2 separate regions of the Homo sapiens genome follow, and region 1 is linked to region 2. Evidence: chromatin loops called from intact Hi-C (ENCODE). Cell type or tissue: HepG2. All regions are shown on one strand. Each heading gives the region's core, and the rest is flanking DNA. Links, peaks and the distances in the headings are about the cores only. Region 1 has its middle 39 kb from the start of PHLDA1-AS1. Region 2 overlaps LOC105369844 (a long non-coding RNA gene).

What was found. Peaks named below come from ENCODE experiments on the same cell type or tissue, not always from the same donor. Only the 100,000 strongest peaks of a DNase experiment are listed, where the experiment ranks them.
Region 1: a loop joins it to region 2, with 9 times the contacts of the local background. A loop is called at or near these places in 1 of 110 quality-filtered maps.

Annotation. Positions count from the first base shown.
Region 1 is chr12:75,985,630-75,997,926 of GRCh38, reverse strand. No RefSeq gene overlaps it. Among named protein-coding and RNA genes, the nearest start is that of PHLDA1-AS1, 39 kb to the left of the region's middle. In HepG2, for the core only: no CTCF peak of the experiment used is centred there; a DNase peak (open chromatin) is centred at 7,316.
Region 2 is chr12:75,554,088-75,566,384 of GRCh38, reverse strand. LOC105369844 (a long non-coding RNA gene) reads left to right here. Exons shown (of 16, transcript XR_007063375.1): 11 at 309-1,585; 12 at 2,985-3,166. Among named protein-coding and RNA genes, the nearest start is that of KRR1, 49 kb to the right of the region's middle. In HepG2, for the core only: a CTCF peak has its summit at 6,014; DNase peaks (open chromatin) are centred at 6,014, 7,914 and 9,684.

The DNA of each region.
Region 1 (12,297 bases), core at 2,557-10,556, 430 kb before region 2:
CTTGCCCAAATTGTATAAGCTCATTCTAATCATGAGAAAACATCACACAAACCTAAACGGAAGGACATTCTACAAAATAACTGACCAGCACTCTTCAAAAGTGTCAAGGTCAGGAAAAACAGGAAAGAATGAGCAACAGGCACAGGAGGAAATCAAGGCAACAACAAATGCAATATAGGATTCTGGATGGATCTTGGACCAGAAAAAGGACATTAGCAGAAAAACTGGTGAAATTTTAATAGAGTCTGCTTTTGAGTTAATAATGTTGGCACCAATGTTAATTTACTCTTTGATCATTATACCATGGTTATGTAAGATGTTAACATTAAAGGAAGCAGGGTGAGGGATATAAGAACATGCTCTATACTATTTTTGTGACTTTTATGTAAGTCTAAAATTAGTTCAAAATAAAAAGTTTAAATTGAGATAATAATATGTACATTACAGGAGAAATTATAAAATACTAACTAGAACCCTGAGGGCATTTATTATGTCCTTGCCACAGGAACTTTATATGTATTTAGTCATTATGATAACCCTATGTGGTAGGAAATACTTTTCTCAGATATGGTTATCTGACACTTAGTAAGAGTCCCCGGAGTTCCAGCAAACTTTTTTCTATTTACTGCTGCCCAAACATGTCCACTTTTGGAGTTTCTGTAAAGTCTCTTGGGGCCCTTTTTGCTACTCTGGACATCTGGAACTCCTATGTCTGCAGTACTCATTTAGCACTAATTTTGTGCAACTTGGTATTGTTAATTTTCTGTGTCTTATTATCCCAGCTAGAAGGCAACTTCTTGAAAGCAGAGGACTGGATTTCACAGATGTTTGGATATCTCCCAGTATCTGGCACCAAGAGTCTTGGATATCACTCAAGCTTGCACTAACAATCTTGGATATCCCATAGTGCCTTTCAGTAATAATCTTGGATATCCCACCATGCCTTTCACCAGGAATTTCCCATGTGCTTCATCATCCTTGGATCTCCAAGAATAACTCATCTTGGCTGGGCCTGGGACCAGTTCTCTGGCCTTTCTAGAGTTGTAGACATTGGATTCTGGGGTACGAGGCAATATTAGCAGTTGGCTTCTTGGATGATTTCCTGGAAAAGCGCACATTGCAATCTGACTTCTAGAGTGAAATTCAGCAATCATACACTTTAAAAAAAAATTGGGGTAAAAAACACATAACATAAAATTTACCATCTTAACCATTTTTAAGTGTACAGTTCATTAGTGTTAAGTATATTTCCATTGTGAAACAGATAGCAATCATACAGTTTTTAATTTCAAAAAATATGTTAGCTATCCAGAATATATGACAGACTCTCACCACTTAATAAAAATAGAACAAGCAATAATAACATCCAAACATGAGCTAAAGATTTAAATGGACATTTCATCAATAAAGATACACAGATGACCAATAAACACGTGAAAAGATATTCAACATCATTAGTCATTAAAAAAAAGAAAGTTAGGCCGGGCATGGTGGCTCACTCCTGTAATCCCAGCACTTTGGGAGGTGGAGGTGGGCAGATCATGAGGTCAGGAGTTCGAGACCAGCCTGGCCAGCATGGTGAAACGCTGTCTCCACTAAAAATACAAAAAATTAGCCGGGCACAGTGGCATGTGCCTGTAATCCCAGCTACTTGGGAGGCGGAGGCAGGAGAATTGCTTAAACCTGGGAGGTGGAAGTTGCAGTGAGCTGAGATTGCACCACTGCACTCCAACCTGGGTGACAGAGAGAGACTATGTCTCAAAAAAAAAAAAAAAAAAAAAAAAGGAAAGTTAAAACCACGATGTGATACCTATTAGAATGGCTTAAAAAAACTGAGAACATGGAGTGCTGGCAAGGATGTGGAGTTACTGATATTCTCATACATTGGTGGTGGAATGCAAAAAAGGAAGGGCACTTTGAAAAAATAGTTGGCAGTTTCTTATATGTTAAATGTACACTTACCATATAACCCATAATTCCCACTTCTAGATATTTACACAAGAGAAATAATGACATATACCCACACTGAAACCTGTATGTGAATGTTTACATCAGCTTTATTCATAATCCCTGAAAATTGGAAGACAGCCCAATGTCTATCCACTGGTGAATGAAATAGATGAACAACTTGTAGTATATCCAGACTACTTCTCAATAGAAAGGAGTGGACTACTGATACTACAACCACATGGATACATCTCAGATACATTGTGCTAACTGACAGAAACCAAACTCAAAAGCTACATGATTTGATTACTTTGATATAACATTTGGGGAACGCAAAACTACAGGGACAGATGGGGTGGGGAGAGGGTGAACTATGTAGGGCACTTTTATGGTGAGATATCCTATATCTTGATTGTTGTGGTTACACAACTCTTTATGATGGTTCAAATTAATAAACTGTATACTTAAATAAAGTTAATTTTTATTGTGTAAATTATAGTTCAATTGACCTTGCTTTAAAGAACTACATTAGCTATTTAGTACTTCAAATATAATTAGCCACTTAATTTATGGTGTTGCTATCAGAAATAGCTGGATTAAGGAGGAAAAACCTAATATGTAGGTAGATTTTACTTTGCTTTGGACAATGTGGCTAATGCCTGTTTTTCTCTTGACTCAGTTGGTTTAACATTTGTCCTACATAATAGAGACCTAGTTTAGATAGTAAATTATATAGTTATGTTAGGATTAGGACAGTGTGGGAAACATAGCAATACCTTGTCTCTACTAAAAATTTAAAAATTAGCCTGGATCAGTGGTGCTCTCCTGTGGTCCCAGCTACTCAGGAGGCTGATATGGGAGGATTGCTTGAGCCCAGGAGGTGAAGGCTGCAGTGAGCTATTATCACACCACTGCCCTCCAGCCTGGGTGATAGAGTGAGACCCTGTATCTAAACAAAATTTTTAAAAAAAGAGGGGTTGGGGGTAGGTGATGTTCTCATAGTACTTTGGACAAATTCTCGAGACACCAGGCCACTAACCAGATTTTTTAAGGGCATTAGACAAGTGCTAGTCTTTTTTGGGAGGAAAAGGGAAAGTTGGGGGACATCCTCAGTGACCCTCTGGCTTAGTTTAATGGATAAAACATGTGACACAGACTTTGGAGTCCAGTACATTTAGGATTTAATACCAGGACTACTCCTAAGTAAGTGGCCATGATATTTAATCTAAGTAACCCTGCCAATAAAATAGGTGTTGCAAGAAAGTGACTTAGCAAATTGCTTGGTACAAATTCAGTGTTCGGTAGTTGCTATGATCACTGTTGTCACTATCATTGTCATTATTTGCTGTAAGATGAACTCTTTTTCCATTTATGAATAGCTGCTTCACCACATTGAGGGCAAAAAGATTGTGCATGAAATGTATACACAGTTTCCATTCGCTTTTGTGATCATGAAGTCATATGTGTAATGGCATTTGCCGCTGCTTTTCTTGCTCATAAAGTGGACTTGCTGAAGGCTTATTCCTCACCTAAAACCGGGCCTCCTCTGTAGAATTACTGGTTGCACTGTTAAGTGTCTCCCATCTCCCTGGCTGTCCATGTGCTGCTTGATTTCTTGTTGTCTGGTGATTTCAAGACAGGGTGAAATGTATTTAAATAATTTCAGGAATGTAGCACACATAAGGTGTAAGAGCAAGAAGCATGCTTCACCTGTGTCCTTGCCTTGTCACTCTGAGTGTGGTTAGATCACTCACTTAGATACTGGAGTTAGAGAGTCAGGATACTTGAATAAAGTGTGAAACTCAAGGATGATTTAGTTGAACCTATGGACAAAAAGATTGTTGCTTAATGTTTTCTTAATTTTTAATTTTTTCCTGCCATGTTAGTGAATGATTTTGCTTAATGTTTTATTGAGCACTCACAATGTGAGCCACTGTGAACCTCAAGGAATCAGCCAGACAAGTATGTTCTTTGGACCAACAAGTGAGTGCTGTGTTACGATGCAGATAGGAAATAAAAAGAAACATAACATCCAGAACCTGCTTTGAAAGTGTTTACACCGTAGCTGGGAAGACAAATGACAATACACAAATCAAGGGAATAATAATATGGAATAGAATTAAGTGCTACATGTTGTGGTATAGCCCTAAAATAATACAAGATATGAGTGAAAGGAGAGAGAAATACAAATGGGAAGTGCTCAAGGCAGATATTTGAAAACTCCCTTTATATGATTTTAGTGTCTTGCTGCATGTGGTTTAAGAAGTTAATTTCTGATTACCAGCTGGGATTTTGGTAACATCCTACTTCTGTGCCAAAGCTGAATAAGAAGCAGTTAATGTGGTTAGTATTTAAAACTAAATTCAATTAATTGTTAGCAGATGCAAGATTGATTGGAGTGGGAGATAGTGGGAGGAGGGAAATAGAATACCTTTCAGATTTAAAAAAAGCCTATTCATGAACATTTAATAGCAAGCTGCTATGGAAACTTCTGAAAATTTTTTTGTTTGTTTTAATAAATTATGGGAATTCTACTTTGCTGTGAGGGAGATGGGAAGCAAAAGTTGTTCAGAGGAATCTTCAAAGGGCAAATGAGCCTTTTCTTTGATAATTTTGTCTCAGATAAAGTTGCTTCAAAGAAGACTGCATGCAAGAAGAGTGTTTGATGCTAACGTGCTCTGAGCCCCTTTAATGCCAAAGTTCTGGGAAAGGCTCAGGATGAGTGGTATTTTTACCATCTCTTGGTACTATTCTAGTGAAACTAAACAGTAATTTTTTTTTTTTTTTTTTTTTTAACACAGAGTTCTGCTCTTGTTGCCCAGGCTGGAGTGTAGTGACATGGTCTTGGCTCAGTGCAACCTCTGCCTCCTGGGTTCAAGTTATTCTCCTGCCTCACCCTCCTGAGTAGCTGGGATTACAGGTGCCTGCTACCATGCCCAGCTAATTTTTCTATTTTTAGTAGAGGCAGGGTTTCACCATATTGGCCAGGCTGCTCTCGAGCTCCTGATCTCAGGTGATCCACCCGCCTCAGCCTCCCAAAGTGCTGAGGTTACAGGTGTGAGCCACTGCACCTGCCCTAAACAGTGATTAAAAACAGCAAAGTGTCAATGAGTGAGGATCTACATTTATATTTATCTTTTGCTATAATTTAAAATTATATGCACATGATGGAAGGAATGTAAGAGTGCAGCACTGTGAAAAACCATATGATGGTTCATCAAAACATTAAACATAGAATTACCATATGAGGCTGGGTGCGGTGGGTCATGCCTGTAATGCCAGCACTTTGGGAGGCTGAGGCGGGTGGATCACCTGAGGTCAGGAGTTCGAAACCAGCCTGGCCAACATGGTAAAAACCCCTTCTCTACTAAAACTACAAAAAATTAGCTGGGTGTGGTGGAGTGTGCCTGTAATCCCAGTGAGTCAGGAGGCTGAGGCAGGAGAATCGTTCGAACCCGGGAGGCGGAGGTTGTAGTGAGCCAAGATCATGCCACTGTGCTCCAGCCTGGGAGACAGAGTGAGACTGTCTCAAAAAAAAAAAAAAAATTACCATATGAACCAGCAATTCCATTTCTGGGTATATACACAAAAGAATTGAAAGCAAGGACTTGAATCGATATTTGTACGCCAATGTTCACAGCAGCATTATTTGCAATAGCTCAAAGGTGGAAACAACCCAGATGTCCATCAACAGATGAATGGATGACAATGTGATATATACATACAATAGAATATTATGTAGCCTTAAGAAGAAATGAAGTTCTGACATATGCTACAACAGGGATGAACCTTGAAGACATTATGCCAAGTGAAATAAGCCAGACACAAAAGGACAAATATTGTATGATTCCACTTATGTGAGGTTCCTACAGTAGTCAAATTCCTAGAGACAGAAATCGAATCGTGGTGGCAGGGGAGAGTGGGGAGTTGCTTTTCAATGTATAGAATTTCAGTCTGGGAAGATGACAAAGTTCTAGAGATGGATGGTGGTGATGGTTGCACAACAAGCTGATTGTGTTTAATGCCACTGAACGGGACACTTAGACATGGTTAAAATGGTAAGTTTGATATTACATATATTTTACCACAATAAAAATCCCCAGACATTTCACATAAAAGATACCTATGCTTATGCAATTAATTTTTTTCCCTTGAATAAAGCGCTCAATATAAAGCATGACTGAGACGAAAAAGTGTTTCTTCCAATTCAATCAAGCATTCATTTGCGAATCCTAGCTAATTTGATTACAGTGCCAAGTAAAGCAGTGGTTGCTATCATTCAGGATAAAGAAGCCTGGGGAATTTAGCCTTGCAAGCCTAAATCTAGAAGAGATAAGGTAGAAAGTGCAGCATCTTCACCTATATTTAATATATTTATGGATTTACTTGTGGGTTGAGGGTATTTTAGGTGAGTGGAAAACAATGGGCAAAGGCATGCATGCAGGAATAAGTATATGGTGGGAAGGGTAGGGAGTTGAGGGAGGGAGGTGGGGTAAGGGACAGTGAAAAAGCCATCCCATTCAAAGGGGAGGTTACATGACAGCAAGTAGTGAGATAAAATCGTGGATTGTGTGAGGTGAAACTACAGGGGGAGTTCCTAGTACACGATGTACTAGGAATCCATGGTAGGTTCTTATTCTGGTTTTATGTGCACTGCATATGTCAAAATACAAATCCTTTCTAATTTTTTTTTTTTTTTTTTTTTTTGAGAAGGAGTTTTGCTCTGTCACCCAGGCTGAAGTGAAGTGACATAATCTTGGCTTACTGCAACCTCTGTCCCCAAGGTTCAAGCAATTCTCCTGCCTCAGACTCCCAAGTAGCTGGGATTACAGGTGTGTGCCACCACACCTGGCTAATTTTTGTATTTTTAGTAGAGATGGGGGTTTTGCCATGTTGACCAGGCTGGTCTCGAACTCTTGACCTCAGGTGATCCACCCGCCTCAACCTCCCAAAGTGCTGGGATTACAGAAGTGAGCCACCGCATCTGGCCCTTCTCTAATGTTGAGTCTGCATTTTTCAGAGAAGAGGAAAAGATGTGTCCTTTAGCCTTTAGAATTTCTAATCTTTTTTAACAGGGTTCTGCTACATCGTGCAAAGATACTTTCAAATGCAAAGCTCTGTGCATGGAAAAATGAAGCAACTGCAAAGAAGGCAAATTATATTTGCAGAGCACACAATGACTACACTCCTGTGATATTAGAAAATGACAAAACTGATAACTGAGTTCTTGAAATACATTCTTGTGACAAACTACGCCATTTCTAGTTATCTGATTTGCTTTTCTTGAAAGCTAAAGTGAAGGTCACAATGTATTGACTTGTGGCATAAATATAAACGTTTCCTTCAATTTTTCTTCTGACATCATCCACTAGCTGGAGAACATGGAGACTTTTTGTTTGATTTGGAGAAGGCAGTGTATTTACCAATGGCTGAAGAGTGATTAAGAAATAATGTAACTTCAAAGAGTGTGTGGAGAGAGGCCTAGATAAAGATTGCATGGATCTCTTCTAGATACTATGGAAAGTTGACTTAGGTTAAATTTGAACAAGTCCTGTTGGAAAGGTCATTGAAAGTTAAGAATAGGCTCAAGTGTCTCTGGTGTTATAAAAACATTGTCTACAATGGTAGTCCCTTGCATTGCTTAAGAGGCTTGAGTCTATTGTCAGGATCTTGTATAATATTGTGAATGTGCCGCCTGGGATCATGAAAAGGTCTTAAGCTTCTTTCAAATGCCTGTGAAGTAGGAGCAAACATTTTTCATATACTGCAGTTATTAAAGATAGAGTGATCCATTCAAGTGTGATCAACAAATATTATTAACAAAGGGAAAGAAGATGTCAAAGACACTGGTTCTACATGGATAGGTTATATGTTGGATAAAATTATCGTTAATTTTCAGGGATTCCTGAAACCAGGCTCAATCAGATTCTTTCTTTATGGCTGATGAAAAGCTACGTGATTTAGTCTTGGGAGGGTGTATGTGTCCAGGAATTTATCCATTTCTTCTAGATTTTCTAGTTTATTTGTGTAGAGGTGTTTATAGTATTCTCTGGTGGTAGTTTGTATTTCTGTGGGATCTGTGGTGATATCCCCTTTATCATTTTTTATTGTGTCTATTTGATTCTTCTTTCTTTTCTTCTTTATTAGTCTGGCTAGCGGTCTATTTTGTTAATCTTTTCAAAAAACCAGCTCCTGGATTCATTGTTTTTTGTTTGTTGGTTTGTTTGCTTGTTTGTTTGTTTGTTTTTTGAGATAGAGTTTTGCTCTTATTGCCCAGGCTAGAGTGCAATGGCGCGATCTTGGCTCACTGCATCCTCTGCCTCCTGGGTTCAAGCGATTCTCCTGCCTCAGACTCCCGAGTAGCTGGGATTACAGGTATGTGCCACTATGCCCAGCTAATTTTGTGTTTTTAGTAGAAACGGGGTTTCTTCATGTTGGTCAGGCTGATCTTGAACTCCCAACCTTAGGTGATCTGCCTGCCTCAGCCTCCCAAAGTGCTGGGATTACAGGCGTGAGCCACCGCGCCTGGAGATTTATTGATTTTTTGAAGGGTTTTCGTGTCTCTCTCTCCTTCAGTTCTGCTCTGATCTTAGTTATTTTTTGTCTTCTGCTAGCTTTTGATTTACTCTTGCTTCTCTAGTTCTTTTAATTGTGATGTTAGGGTGTCGATTTTAGATCTTTCCCACTTTCTCCTATAGCCATTTAGTGTTAAAAGTTTCCCTCTAAACACTGCTTTAGCTGTGTCCCAGAGATTCTGGTACATTGTGTTTTTGTTCTCACTGGTTTCAAAGAGCTTATTTATTTCTGCCTTAATTTCATTATTTACCCAGTAGTCATTCAGGAACAGGTTGTTCAGTTTCCATGTAGTTGTGGGGTTTTGAGTGAATTTTTAATCCTGAGTTCTAATTTGATTGTGCTGTGGTCTGAGAGACTGTTTGTTATGATTTCCTTTCTTTTGCATTTGCTGAGGAATGTTTTACTTCCAATTATGTGGTCAATTTTAGAATAAGTGCGATGTGATGCTGAGAAGAATGTATATTCTGTTGATTTGGGGTGGAGAGTTCTGTAGATGTCTATTAAGTTTGCTTGGCCTCAGAGATAACACCACACATCTACAACCATCTGATCTTCGACAAACCTGACAAAAACAAGAAATGGGAAAAGGATTCCCTATTTAATAAATGGTGCTGGGAAAACTGGTTAGCCATATGCGGAAAACAGAAACTGGAGCCCTTCCTTACACTTTATACAAAAATTAACTCAAGATGGATTAAAGACTTAAACGTAAAACCTAAAACCATAAAAACCCTAGAGGAAAACCTAGGCAATACCATTCAGGACATAGGCATGGCCAAAGACTTCATGACTAAAACACCAAAAGCAATGGCAACAAAAGCTAACATTGCCAAGTGGGATCTAATTAAACTAAAGAGCTTCTGCACAGCAAAGGAAACTATCATCAGAATGAACAGGCAACCTACAGAATGGGAGAAAATTTTTGCAATGTATCCATCTGACAAAGGGCTAATATCTAGAATCTACAAGGAACTTAAACAAATTTACAAGAAAAAAACAACCCCATCAAAAAGTGGGCGAAGGACATGAACAGACACTTCTCAAAAGAAGAAATTTATGTGGGCAACAAACACATGAAAAAAGCTCATCATCACTGGTCATTAGAGAAATGCAAATCAAAACCACAATGAGATACCATCTCACGCCAGTTAGAATGGCGATCATTAAAAAGTCAGGAAACAACAGATGCTGGTGAGGATGTGGAGAAACAGGAACACTTTAACACTGTTTGTGGGAGTGTAAATTAGTTCAACCATTGTGGAAGAGACAGCATGGCGATTCCTCAAGGATCTAGAACCAGAAATACCATTTGGCCCAGCAATCCCATTACTGGGTATATACCCAAAGGATTATAAATCATTCTGCTATAAAGACACATGCATACATATGTTTATTGCAGCACTGTTCACAATAGCAAAGACTTGCAACCAACCCAAATGCCCATCAATGATAGACTGGATAAAGAAAATGTGACACATATACACCATGGAATAGTATGCAGCCATAAAAAAGGATGAGTTCATGTCCTTTGCCGGGACATGGCTGAAGCTGGAAACCATCATTCATAGCAAACTAATACAGGAACAGAAAACCAAACACAGCATGTTCTTACTCATAAGTGGGAGTTGAACAATGATACACAGGGAGGGGAACATCACACACTGGGGCCTGTCATGGGGTGGGAGGCTAGGGGAGGGATAGCTTTAGGAGAAATACCTAATGTAGATGATGAGTTGATGGGTGCAGCAAAACACCATGGCACGTGTATACCTAGGCAATAAACCTGCATGTTCTGCACATGTATCCCAGAACTTAAAATATATATATATATATATATATATGTAAAGCTACATGAATTTTGGTAGTGCAGAAAAGGGCCAAACTATAGTTTCCATTTCCAGCAAAGCCACAGAAAATGTCAAAGTGTAGGAAGCCCAGCTTTCTGTGTAGCCCAGCTAAAAGTGCTTTGCCAAAAAGTAAAGAACCAGAAGGGAAAACATTTTCTTTACTTCTCAGACTATTGTTGCTGTGTAGACCCCTACTATCCAATATGGTAGCTACCACCCATTTGTGGCTAATAAGCAATTGAAATGACACTAAATCTGCACTGAGATGCTCTATGAGTATAAAGTACATACCAGATTTCAAAAACTTAGTACAAAAAAGAAAAAGGAATGTAGAATAACTTATAAATGATTTTTAATATTGATTTCATATTTAAATGATGTTTTGGGTATATTGGGTTAAAACTAAATAACTAAAATTAATTTCACCTGTTTCTGTTTATAATTTAATGTGTCTAGTAGAAAATTTAAATTATATAAGCAGCTGGCCTAATTTTCTATTAGGCAGCACTGATGTAGGTGGTGCCACATTGACTTTAAGCACAATAACATTTTTCACTAATGCACTTCATTCTGCCAGCACAGACAGAAGTCTAAACTCCGTTAAAAGTAGGAATCAGTCTTTTTAACCCCTAAATTATTGCCTTAAAAACGAACTGCTTTATCTTACAGAGGTCTTCAGAAATACCCAATGCAGTTATATTTTTTACACTTTCTTTTGCATTTGTTTAATTATTTTTTCAGCGTGCTGTCGTAATGATAACTTTCTATTCTTTGGAAAAATTAGATCAGATGATTAAATCCCCTTCTGAGCATTTAGAAGGGGGTAGCCAAAGAAAGCTGATTTGAATACAGGGAATAAACAGTAATTAAACTGTAAATGTTGATTTCCTTTTGAAGTCCACTGGCGTGTTTGGTGTGAATAAAGAGTACATTGTCAGTTATTATTCCTGCTGCCACAGTTATGGCAGATGAGAATCGTTGAAAGGCTAAGTTAAATTGGGGAGTTTCCCAGGGCTGCTGTACTGAGACTGCCTTTGTTTATATTAAAGCCTGAATTTTCCCCCAACCTCAAACAGTACACATCGATTTTTTCAATAAAATCTGAGAGTTTTTTTCTTTTCCTTTCAAACTCATCTGCTGTGCTGTATTCTGGAGAGGAGTTTTAAGACCTGGAAACGTGGCTTATTGTAGGAAACTAAAAAAGATTTATTTATTTCGCTGTGCATTTTTTTGAAGATTTTAAAACAGTAATCTCAACCTCAGCTGTTTCTTAGACTCAGGTGACGAGGTTTGAAAACTTCCAGGGTCCAGGGTGCATGCCAGTCAATTATGTTAGAAACGCTGGGATAGGGCTAGGGATCAGTAATTGTTAACCACCCCCAGGTGATTGCAGTGAGTTGCTGAGGCTGAGAACCACTTCTGCATTAACAGTCTAAGGAACACCTGTGTCCACCAGTTTTTCCCAGAAGCACTCAAGGAACCCGGCTTGCAGTATGCACAAGAGTTAAGTTTCTAGACGACTTTTTTCCTCCCTCTGATGGAAAATTAGAGGGGCAGTACATTGGTTCACTCTGAAACACATAACAATGTATACTTTTCTCACGCTCTAATATAAACACCGAAGAGACTTTGATGATTATAAAACTGACACAAGTTCAATAATTACTTGAGCTCATTTTATTCAGGATATGTGAGCTAGGCTGTTTGTCTTTTAAAGCCACACACACAATAAACACACATATACACATACAGAATCGAAGTATATTCTGCCAATATGTTTTCACAAGTTATTACATCAGCAATTTCAGCTGGATTCTAGAGGACATTTTCGGCAGGGTGAGTATAGTAGGCATTGTACTGAATTATTCTGGGTTAGGTATTACCGTTTTTGCAAATGCAGTTGTTATCATGGAATCCAGATTTTTCC
Region 2 (12,297 bases), core at 2,828-10,827:
ATATTTCTTGTTTATCCTGTGGTTTTGCAATATGGCCACCAGGATATCAAAGTCTGAGAAAGGCAAAAGCAGATCAAGATCAGATAAACTTATTTGATGCACAAAGCCCTTCAAAACCTGGTGCTTGATTTGCTTTCCCTTCTTACCTTTTGCCATTCTCTCACACCCACCTTCCCCAGGCTGGCTCATCTCAATGCCACCCTCCCCTCCAAGACTGCTTTAGGTCTCCCTTCTCTGTTCCCCCTCAGGATCCTGTGCCTTGTTGCCTGTACATGATCAGTCCTTATTGTTTATCTCTGTGTCTGTAGCACTAACCTTGAGGAAAGGAGATGCGTTGTGTTCATTGTTACCCAAACCTGGCCCAGTGCCTGGTAGATCTCAAGCACACAGTAAACGTCTATGGAATGAATTAGTGAATGAGTAAATGGATTACCAATTATTCCAAGTAAGTGCTCATTTGAAGCTTTAAGGACCCTGATATCTGAGATTAAGCGATATTCTATTTCAGTAGCCTTCCCCCATCTGTTACTCCATCCTTCCCAATACATACATGTAAGAAGAGAAATTTATTTTGGGTTGATTTGATTGCCCAAGAACTGAAAACTGCGATCATGTCTAGGACCAAATCATGGATTCAAATTTACTAAGAGACATGTAAAGTTCAAAGAATGATCCTTTTCCCTGGAAACTGGAAGGGATTTTTGAAAGCACAAGGACTCCCTAGCTTGAAGCAGCAATTAAAGAATGGATCTTTGGTAACATCATCCTTTCTGATCTAGACAGCAATCAAATGTAATCTGCAAAGGTTTCAGAGGAAAGTTGAGCTCATGTTTAAGAAGATACTCAACCTCATCGTTCCATTTGTCATAGAGAATCGTAACTCATCTGTCCACCTATCTTTTCTGTTTCTGACATTTACTATAAAATGTTGTCACTGGGACTGTAACGTCTAATCAGCCAGGCTATTTGAATGATCTGATGAGCTAGTTTTAGGGTTCAATGTGTCATTAAAAAAAAAAAAAAACTTTTCTAGTGGAGTACAACTAGTGGAGCCGCCATAACTTCAAAGTCTCTTAGAATGGTTTTGGCTGAAGTCAAACATCCTCTTCATTTGATACAATTTTTGGTTATGCGTGACATATGCTCAACAGGAAAATTCTGCAGATGGAATCTTTCTACCGAGGGAAGTAGTTTGCTCTTATTAAAAAGTCTGAATGGGGACTAGAGATAGAATGAAGAGGAAAAGGAAGCCACAGAAAAAGCTCTGGCTGCAAGGCCATCCCTAGGCACCTGACAACATAGAGCAGTTGGCAGAGGATTGAAGTTAAGCAGCTGAGTCCCGTCCTCTGAGAGCTTGCAGTCCCCAACCGACTCAAATGCATGATTAAACATCACTTGGCCAACTATGCAAGTATTGAACCACAACCAAAGTAGGTTTTTAAAAATAGATTCAAATTAAAATGCAAGCCAATAAAGTAAGAGTAAATCACTCCTTCCCACTGCAGTATGGAATATAATCGAGGTATTTTCAACTGGTTAACAATGGATCCTTCCTGAAATATTCGACCCTTCACTGGCTTAGAAGGTATGCTTTTTTATTTATCAGATATGATTTGGGGGATGTTTAACACATGGGACTCATGGTTTAGAGTGTTTGCTAATTTTGTTACAGTGTTTCCAGTCAGGACAGCCTTAAAGGAAGCATTGCATATTTTATTAATTAATTAGTCATAATGAATTCTTTATTTCTGGTGTTGGCAAAGGCTAAAGCAGCCTGTTTGGCTATTGTTACACAGCCTGGTTTGCAGGCATTTCCTCCTGAGATTGCCAAGGGCAGCTGCCATGGGGTCACAGCAATTCCTTCAGCCAGTACTGCCCCTTTCCCAGAAACACACGTCTCTCCTTTCAACCCACAAATGAGGATGCAGCAGAGTGGGCCTGGGCACGGGCTTCACCCCAAACACAGCCAGAACACCTTTGTTTTTAATATGACTTTTTCAGATGAGTTTTTTTTTTTTTTAAGTGTTCTATAGCTGAAAAGGTTTTGGAAAACTACTCAATAAATAGAAGATAGGTAGATAGATGATTGATAGGTAATATAAACAGAATATTATATTCTACAAAAGCTGCTGCTTCCCCATAAGGCTTTGTGAATTTAAACTCCTCCTTCATCAACACCAAATATTAAATATATTACTTTGTACTTGAGGAAAAGTGGCGCAGTGGCTCACACCTGTAATCCCAGCGCTTTGGGAGGCGGAGGTGGGCAGATCACTTGAGGTCAGGAGTTTGACACCAGCCTGGCCAACATGTTGAAACACTGTCTCTACTAAAAACACAAATGAGCTGGGCGTGGTGGCAGATGCTTGTAATCACAGCTACTCGGGAGGCTGAGGCACGAGAATTGCTTGAACCTGGGAGGTGGAAGTTGCAGTGAGCAGAGATCACACCACTGCACCGCTCCAGCCTAGGCGACAGAGCAAGACTCCATTTCAAAAAAAAAGAAAAAAGAAAAAAATTACTTCCTACTAAAATGAAAAAGAATAATGGCTCCCAAATACCTAGTGTCTATCTGTTCCTCTAAATTAGGGGTTGTGTTTAAATTTACTAAATTTATATGTATATTTCAGATAAATTAGGCTGAAAATCTTTGTTCCTATCAATACTGTACAAGTGACTTTCACTAATTTATTTTGTGAAGGAAATTAAAACTTGTGACCATGACATGTAAATTCATTGAAATTAAATGCAAATAAATCCAGTCTTGTTATGGTCTTCTGTTTCAAGACTGAGGTTATTGACTGACACATAACGTTGAGAATCCATTTCCCAAACACTTTGATTGACAGGCAAGACAACACAACAGCAGAGACCTGGCTGTCTGTTTAAAAGCCGTGCTCCAAATACAGGCTATGTTGATAGAATTGACTGCTCCATTTTTCTGCTTTCTGAAGAGAAGGTAATCCTCTACCTTCTATTTGCAGGATATTAATTTTAAGTACCTGTGAAATGAAGTTCTTAAAACCTAAGATTCCCCAAAACTCCAGTTATCAACAAGGTTATATAGGAATCAAAGCGAGGCGTTTGGAGTAGATGCCGAGATCACCTCTCCCTCACACCTCTGCTGACCCCAGCTACCTGCAATCCTGCCAGGACCATTCTGGAGGTGAGGTGATCCTTTTTATTTGTAAAAGGTCTAGTAAAATATACAACAGTTTATTCTTTTAATTTTAAATGGCAATTTACATACATATATATATACTTGTATACTTCATAATCGACTTTCTTTTAAAATATGTGATTTCTTTCTAGGAAATGTTTCAATTTAAAAAATTAAATCATTTATGAATATGAATTTAATATTCATTTCCTTCAACTTCTTTCATCTGAATTTCTTTCTTCCCATTATTCCTTTTTCTTCTTAGCTAAACCATCAAATGACTTTCCTGCTATTTTACATTTTGCTGATAAGCAGTTCCTGTAATTAATAACCTTATCTTTCTATGTATGAAAAAAACAAATTTAATGCATTTTAATAAGGAGGTTGAAAGGACAAGGAGACATTTTATTGCTATGTTGATTTTGATAAGACTAGAAATAACCTGGATGGCTGGTGATGGCATATTGATGTTGGTTGCATTTGTGCACACATTTTTGGTTCCTCTTGCTGTTTGTACTTCAGTATTTCTTATAAATATATTTCTGAATGGGTATGCAATGTAGATTTCTTTAATAAGCAAATCTCATTGAATAATGTGATGGTTTTAGGCCACTTTATCATTATATATGTCTGATTCTAATCTCGTGTTTACAGTTATTAGCTGACCAACCAACAGGGCTGAGAATCAGAAGATTTGGTTTTAAGACTAGCTCTTCCAAAAAATTGCTCTTAGCCCAAGGAAAACATCCCAATTGCTATTTCCTTATTTATATATGGAGGTGGATCACCAGGAGACTACCTAAAACAGCTCTAAAATCTAAACCAGATCTAGTATTCTACAACTCCAGCTAATTCATTTTAAAAAAAATGCTATGTTAAGGTTTTAAAGTTGAAGATCCTTTGGAATGTAAATAATCAGGTCTCCATCCGGGGCCAAAATTTTGTACATCCCAAATGAAGGCTGAATAAAGCCTGTTCTTTTGAAATTAGTGACTTTTATGAGCTCATGAAGGATCCACAACAGAAAGAGCTCTGTGATGGGCATCAGGGTCGTTCCCACCCTTATTTCCTTTCCACTCACACACTAATCCCGTGATGTGGTTACATCTGTAATTTCATTCTGCAAAGAGGAAACTGTGTTGTACAGAGTAGTTAGTTGTCTTGGGCAGGGCTGTACAGGGTCACATAGCTACAGAGGGCTGAACAAAATTCTCGATATTCCAGACTGTGGTGATTTTTGTTAGAAATCTTGGGGTCACGGCACTTTGGGAGGCCGAGGTGGGTGAATCACGAGGTCAGGAGTTTGAGACCAGTCTGGCCAACATAATGAAACCCCGTCTCTACTAAAAATACAAAAAAAATTAGCCTGGCATGGTGGCGGGCGCCTGTAGTCCCAGAGAATGGAGTGAACCTGGGAGGCGGAGTTTGCAGTGAGCTGAGATAGCGCCACTGCATTCCAGCCTGGACAACAGAGCAAGACTCAAAGAAAAGAAAGAGAGAGAGGGAGCGACGGAGAGAGAGAGGGAGGGAAGGAAGGAAGGAAGGAAGGAAAGAAAGAGAGAAATCTTGGGGTCACTGTCCCCAGGACTGTGTCCTCAAGTCAGGGGTAGAAAATGAATAGGAGTGAATACCTAGTACTGCTCAGATAGGGCTGTTCTCACGCTAGGAGAGGGGATGGTTGATTGGGTATCGGGGCATCTTCTCCACTAGACGGTAAGCTTTTCTATTACCGAGTGTATCCATATATCCTTCAGGGCAGGGAGAAGATTTAAAATTGGTGTAATCTGCTGTAGTACCCAGGAGTGTGCTGGGCTCCCCAGTATTTTTCAATTCTGTGACACTGTAGGCAATCAATATAAACAGAAGATGAGGGTAACAGTGAAGTAGAAAAGGGTCAGATGTTGAGAATGGGAAAGTAGAGGTTACTACACCCACCTCAGTTCAGTAAAACAGAGCCCCTTCCACTGGCTGATTGGTGAATCACCTGGGCTGGCTCCAGGAACAATGAGAAGTCTTGGATTTGGTGCCCTTCAATGAAATCTTTCATTAGTCTCTCATATTCCTCCTCTTTCTTACTCCCACCAGCCCCTTTTGAAAAGTATGAATGCTGAGTTAATCCCTCAGGGTCCCAATGGTCCTTGTTCAAGCAAACGTCAAGGCGAGGGACTGTCTTTAATTATGGCTTAAGGAAACAATGCCTCCCTTTTGACAGTCTATGTAGTTAGTGATACTCTTGCTTGAAGATTCATGCAGGTAAAACCAAAAGGGGTTTCTATAGTATTGAAATCCATCTTCAAACACCACTAACCACTCCCTCTCCAACACCCATCTCCTGCTTCCAAGGGCAAAACTTAACCATCAAATAACATTACATATATGTTTTGGGCCTTGTATTTTGTACCCTACAGCATGTATGACTATTATACTGATGAGAGAAAACAAGATGTTTACGTAAATAAGTTTTTCATCACTGAATTCTAATGATAATCAACCCAAAACATCAGATTATTTTTCTGAGCATTTAGTCACAGCTTCAACAAAAATTCTTTCTTTAAGAGCTTATTGTGAAAGGATTTCATGTGCATTTATAAAGATGTCTTCTTTCATTCATTCTTTGGCAATTCTAATTAGTAAATTTTACTGGCATTTCTCTTTCTCTGTGCCCAGGAAGTTAATACAGCATCATCATTGATTACTGCCGCATGTTAGAGCAAACATATTTATTTCTCTTTTTTTCTCCCAAAGAAATAAAATCTTTATGTGCTCTGCACGTGGGTTAGGGAAGCTAATAATGGTCTGATTGTTCCAGTCTTGGTGCTGCCTAACCTTTGAGGTAAGGACTGTTACTCTTTCAAGCACTGTCCTCTAGTGTGGAAAATAAATATTAGCACTTTTACAACAAGCATTGCTGCTCAAGAACTGCTGCTTGATAAGTGTGTGCCTTCCACTAACCCACTCAGTGCTTTTCCTGGGAAGGTATTGACACCTTTAACCACATAAGTTAAAGTAATTCTTGGTGAGAAAATTACTGGCAACACATGCACCTTTACCTAACAGTGTTAGGTCATCAGAAACCACTGAATAGATGAAAGAAATGGGCTTGTAGTATAGCATAGATCCATGAGCTTGTGATAAAATGCAAAAAAAGAAGAAAAAAGGCACAGTTCATCTATTTTTAAAAATTAGTATTTCAAAAAGAGTGCTGGCTCAGCACGGTAGCTCACGCCTGTAATCCCAGAACTTTGGGAGGCCAAGGTGGGCGGATCACCTGAGGTCAGGAGTTGGAGACCAGCCTGTCCAACATGGTGAAACCCTGTCTCTACTAAAAATACAAAAAAATTAGCCTGGTGTGGTGGCAGGCACCTGTAATCCCAGCTACTTGGGAGGCTGAGGCAGGATAATTGCTTGAACCCGGGAGGCAGAGGTTGCAGTGAGCTGAGATCATGCCACTGCACTCCAGCCTGGGCCACAGAGCAAGACTCTTGTTTAAAAAAAAAAAAAAAAGCTATCATTTTTGACAAACTGGCCATTCCGAAATTAATTTCTGTGTGAAGCACACATATACATTTCTTTGAATCCTTGTATAACTCAACTCTGACTGGCTGTTTAATGGAATAGTTCTGACTATTCACATTTTCCAGGTTATTATCTCTTAGTTTCATTTAGTATAATGCCTGGCTTTGAAATCATAGGTAAATATTCAACAATGCCTATCAGTTAAGATTTTAGGGCACTAGATTCAGATAGACCTGGGTTAAGCATTCATTTGTTAGTTGGCCTTTCTAAACTTCAATTTCCTTTACAGTAAAATGGAGATCATAATAGTGCTTTCTTTCCTTAAAGAATTTAATTATGAACCTATGAGGCTTGAAAAATATTTAACATAGTATCTGGACCTTCACAAACACTAAATAAACATCAGAAATTCTTTTATATATTTTTGTATTTTTTTTTGACACGGCCTCTAGAAAACTTTCTATCCACCAACCAAGCCCCAAATGACATTCTTCTAATAAAACATACGGTAGACTATTTAAATTCATTACAGAGTTCACTTGTATTAGATTTAAATTCATTACAGAGTTCAGTTGTATTAGTTCCTTTTACTACATTTGAAAAAGCCTTTTCTCAGTGTGCACATTCAGCTGGACGCATGCTTCCTAGCTTCCGTTGAATTTTTGTGTTTGACACCTTCTTAGGGGACAGTTTCATATCAGGTGTCATTTCACATTAAGAAGCCAAATTTTGTGGATGCTTATATACACTCGAGAGTATGAACACAGTCAAGCTGGCTGTTATTGTTGTCAGTTCCCAAAATAGTGATCCGACATCCATGCCCAAAGGAGCATAAACCACAGACTTGTAAAAGGGGTACTCCTGGGAAGCTAATGTTGGGGGATAATCTCCAAAACACTCATACCTTTCATTGCTTCATAGATTATATCTAATGTCCTTCAAGGTTATAAAAATAGTTTACAGAGCATCTCTACCATAAACTGCTCTGTCCCTCCATAAAACAGGCCAGTTGCGTAGCTGGAAATGTTTCTGCAAGACAACAATGGCTGATAGGAGATTGAGCATAACCAAGCGCTTGATACAAACCATCTGCTTTTCTCTGAATGGTGTCCTTGAGTCTTCATTCTTGCTCAGTGTCCTGTGAAAGGAGCTGAAGCTGCTGCCACCTGATCCCAGTGTTTCATTACTGCCTGTCCCTGACCTGTGCGTTGACTTTTCATTGCCCTTTCCCTTAAAAACAAAGCTCAGGTCTCCCTTGGGCTAGAGAAGGGTGATGGTTGAGGTTAGAATGGGGGTCAAAAATCAATAGAGGAATCCAACTACTTCTTTGCTGAAGCAAACCAAGCACAAATTCTCCGAAGTTAGGTAAACAGACCTGTGTGCAAGGTGGGGAAAACTGAGTGGAAAGCAAAAGGAAGGAGAAAAATGAGGCAAATAACCTCCAAACATGTTTCTCATAGCTAACATCCTGGCACAATTTAGAGAAATGTCAAAGTTTACTATTGCACTTATTAGAGCTAGTGAGCTCCCAAGGTAAATGGAGAACTAAAAGGCCTTCATAATGCGTATTAATTCTTATAAAAAAATCTAAGGACTTCATGTCTTCTGACCAGCATGCAGCACATTCATGGAAACTGAATTCTTACTACCACATGTGTTTTTATTTTTAAAAAACAAAGTGAGAACAGGTTAATACTTCAAGCTTTCCTCAAGCAAATTGTTGGACTAGTTCAGATGGTTCTCGAAAGAGTAATTGCTCTTCCTTGGACATTATAGGCAGGACTATTCTAGAAGAAAAATCCACTTTGAATCACATAACTAGTATTGTTTTCTATAAAGCAAAAGTCGTTATGAAGATAGGCAAAGGACTAGTTTTAAAGGATCATCATGGACCTTTTATTAGAAATCTCTAATAAGGAGGAATAATAGTGATTCTGACAATATTTTTTTCAGAAGGTGACAAATGAATTGTTGACACGATAATGAACTTCATTCTTAGTTATTTAAATTAACATTAACATATTTTTCTTTACATTGACAGCTTATAATTTAGTTGTGCACACAACAAGTATTTTCTCAAAGACCTATTACGTGCTGAAAATAAAGCAAGATATTTTTGTTAGAGTGGATCAACAAGAGGAAGGATCCTTCTTTAAAAAATATCTCTTGAAGATAGATGAAGAAATAATGCATCATGATGAATTATTTAAGTATAGAATTCACTCAAATGTCATCTGTTGCTTCTGATCTAGTGAGAGTTGTTGGATGCGAAAGATAGTAAAATACCTGCGTATACATACATAAAGCCCAAAGTTCAACAAGTAACACTTCTCTGCCTCATGAACCTCTGTCATCTCTCTGATGAAGAATACAGAGAGAAGGCAATAAACTGCAAATGTTATGACTACATTTCCAAAGCCTCCTTACCAGATCACATCCTGTCGGAGAGATAGCATGAGGGATTTGTGCACACGGAGTCATGCAGCAGGTGAACCCAGGTCAAATGTAACATCACTATAGCTGTGATTTCAGATCCTTTGCAGGTATCCCCTTAAATTGACTTTTATGATATTATAATAAAACGGGAATAGGATTTCACCAGATTTAGAAGCTCTTATAGTTATTGACTTCTTCTGAGGATGCCTGAAGCTTCTTCTTATGGTCAGAGGCTGCATGAAACTTTTGTTGCTGTTAGGTTTCAGAAAGCCATTTAAGGTATACAGCTAAAATACACCTTGCAGAAGCGAAGCTAGGATACACAATTCAAGAGGCAGCTCCTCATTTATACTATTAACTCAGCCAGCAAATATTTATTGAATGCCTACTATGTGCCAGTTACTACTCTAAGTTGTGGAGATATTACAGTGAATAAAAACAAAACAAAACAAGTATCTTTGCCCTTATAGACTCATGTTACACTGTTGTTGTTTAAATAAAATAATCCCCTCCCCCAAAACACACACATCCTTTTAGGTAATTTCCACACTGTATTGCCAAACTGTATGTGCCTTAGGTAGGGATATATTTGGCTACAAGTAAGAAAAAAATTTGACCAATCGTGGTTTAAACAAATAGAGCTCTCCCTTTTCACTTGGCATAAAGTCTGTATGTAGAGAGTCAGGAGGCTTATACAGCAGCTCAACTGTGTCATGGGGGATTTAGTTTTTTTCTGTCTTAATACTTTGCAGTGCATAGCATGATGGTTGTTTGTCATGGTTATAGGATGGTTGCTACAACTCCTGGCACTATGTCTGTACTCACAGCAGGGAGAAAGGGAAATGAGTGTCTAGTCTTTATTTAAAGAGGAAAATAAAATTTTCACAAAACAATTTCTAACGTATTTCAAATTATGTGTCATTGACAAGACTGTACCACATGACTACCCACATCTGCAAGCGAGGCTAAGAAAGTGAGTACATAGTATTTATAGCCTCGATAGTGAAGGTAATCAAGCAAAGAACAGGGTTGGGAATGGGTGTTAAGTTAGCTAATCTAGACTGTAGTTTATATTGATTACAAAAACAAAACAAAGCAAAATAGAAAATCCAGTGTTATTTAAACATAAGACTGGTTCATTTTTACATCTGTTAATTTTCTTAATGTGTGACTGAATGCATGAATGCCTTGTCAAAGTACACAATGTCCTGTAAAAGCCTGAATAATTGAATAAATGAATGAATGGTCTAATGCAACTGGCACCGGCAAAAGATTGTCTGAAACTCTACATGGACAATTGTTTTGGCTATTTCAACTACTTCGATTGCTTATTTCAGTAAAAATTATCAACAAGCCTGACTATAATCTTAATTATTATCAAAGTTAGCATGCTTTAAAAAGTTCCATTCAATAATCATTTATTAAACAATGACTATAAGGTAAATACTAATCCTGAGAGTTGCATAGAAAAATAAGACAATATTTAGGCTGGGTGCGGTGGCTCACGCCTGTAATCCCAGGACTTTGGGAGGCCGAGGCGGGTGGATCACGAGGTCAGGAGTTCGAGACCAGCCTGACCAACATAGTGAAACCCCGTCTCTACTAAAAATACAAAAATTAGCCGGTGAGGTGTCACGCGCCTGTAATCCCAGCTACTCAGTAGGCTGAGGCAGGAGAATTACTTGAACCCGGGAGGCAGAGGTTGCAGTGAACCAAGATCACACCACTGCACTCCAGCCTGGGTGACAGAGTGAGCCTCCATCTCAAAAAAAAAAAAAAAAAAGAAAGAAAAATAAGACAATATTCCTATGTCAAAAGGTAAATGCTCAAGAAGAAACAGATAAGCAGATCTGCACACAGTGGGACACCTAACTCTGCCTGGGAGAATCAGAAACGTTTTCATAAAGAGTTGTGTATGTGCTTTTCTGTTGTGTGTGAAGAAGGGGATGAAACAGAAAAGGAAGACAAGGAAAGAGATAGATATAGGCTTTTTCAGGCAAAGGGAATAGCATGTGAATGTCATAAAGGCATGTGAGTACACATTAAGTAAGAGAAACACTTTGGTATAGCTGTGTGGCATGATACAATGTTAACGAATGTCGGAATCATGCATACCTGAGTTTGAATCCCAGTTTAGGTTCTTTTTTGTTGTGAGACCTAGTAAGCTCCTGAATGTCTCGGTTTCCTCATCTCTAAAATGGGGATAAAATATCCATTTACTTGCATTATAGGGAATTTGGAGGATAAAATGCCATGATACATGCACATGAGCTATGATGCCTGACACAAAGATAATATCAATGTCTGTATCTGTTGTTGTTATCATTATCATCATAATTACCAAAACAATATTGTGTTTTGAGAGTAACGGGAGACAAAGAAGGAAAGGTCAGTAAGTGTAGGTCATGAAGAATGCAAGGCAAGGTGTTACTAAGGTATTACAAAATACAGCCACAAATTTCTCACAACCCTGTAGACATCCTCTTTGCAATGTAATGTTGCTGTTCCTTCCTTCAGGAGGTAAAATTTATTTCTCCAACATCTTGAATCTGGGCTGGTCTCATGATCTGTTTTGATGAATAAAATGTGGCAGAGGTGACATTGTGCAATTTATGAGCTGAAGCCTCAAGAGGCATTTCCAGCTTTCAGTTTTACTATCTTAAAATCCAGCTCCCTTATGAGAAGATCCCAGCCAGCTCGCTGGAGAGCCCATGTGGAGGGAAACTGAGGCACACTAGTTGAAAGCCCTAGTCAACTGCCATCTGGGACCAGCTAGTCGCTAGCTGAACTGTCACCTGACCACAAAATACATAAGTGAGCCCAGCAATACCCTAGGGAGCAGGGACAAAGTATCCCAGCTGATCTCTTCTTCAACTGCCAAACCCAGAATTGTGAGCAAATACATAGTGACTGTTTTAAGCTACTGAGTTTTGGGTGTTTTTTTATATGCCAGTAAATAACCGAAAGAGAAGCATAAGAAGTTTTACTTTACCCAGGAGATAAGAAATAATCTTTGAAAGATTTTTAACAAGGTAATGACCTCAACAGATTTTTATTTTAGGAATTTCATCCCAATGCCAGCATAGAGGTTCACTGAATAATGTTACTGAAAACAAGTAAAGAAGATAGAAGATATTAGGAGTAATAGTTCAGTAAAACTTGATGAAGATCTGGGCGATGATAGA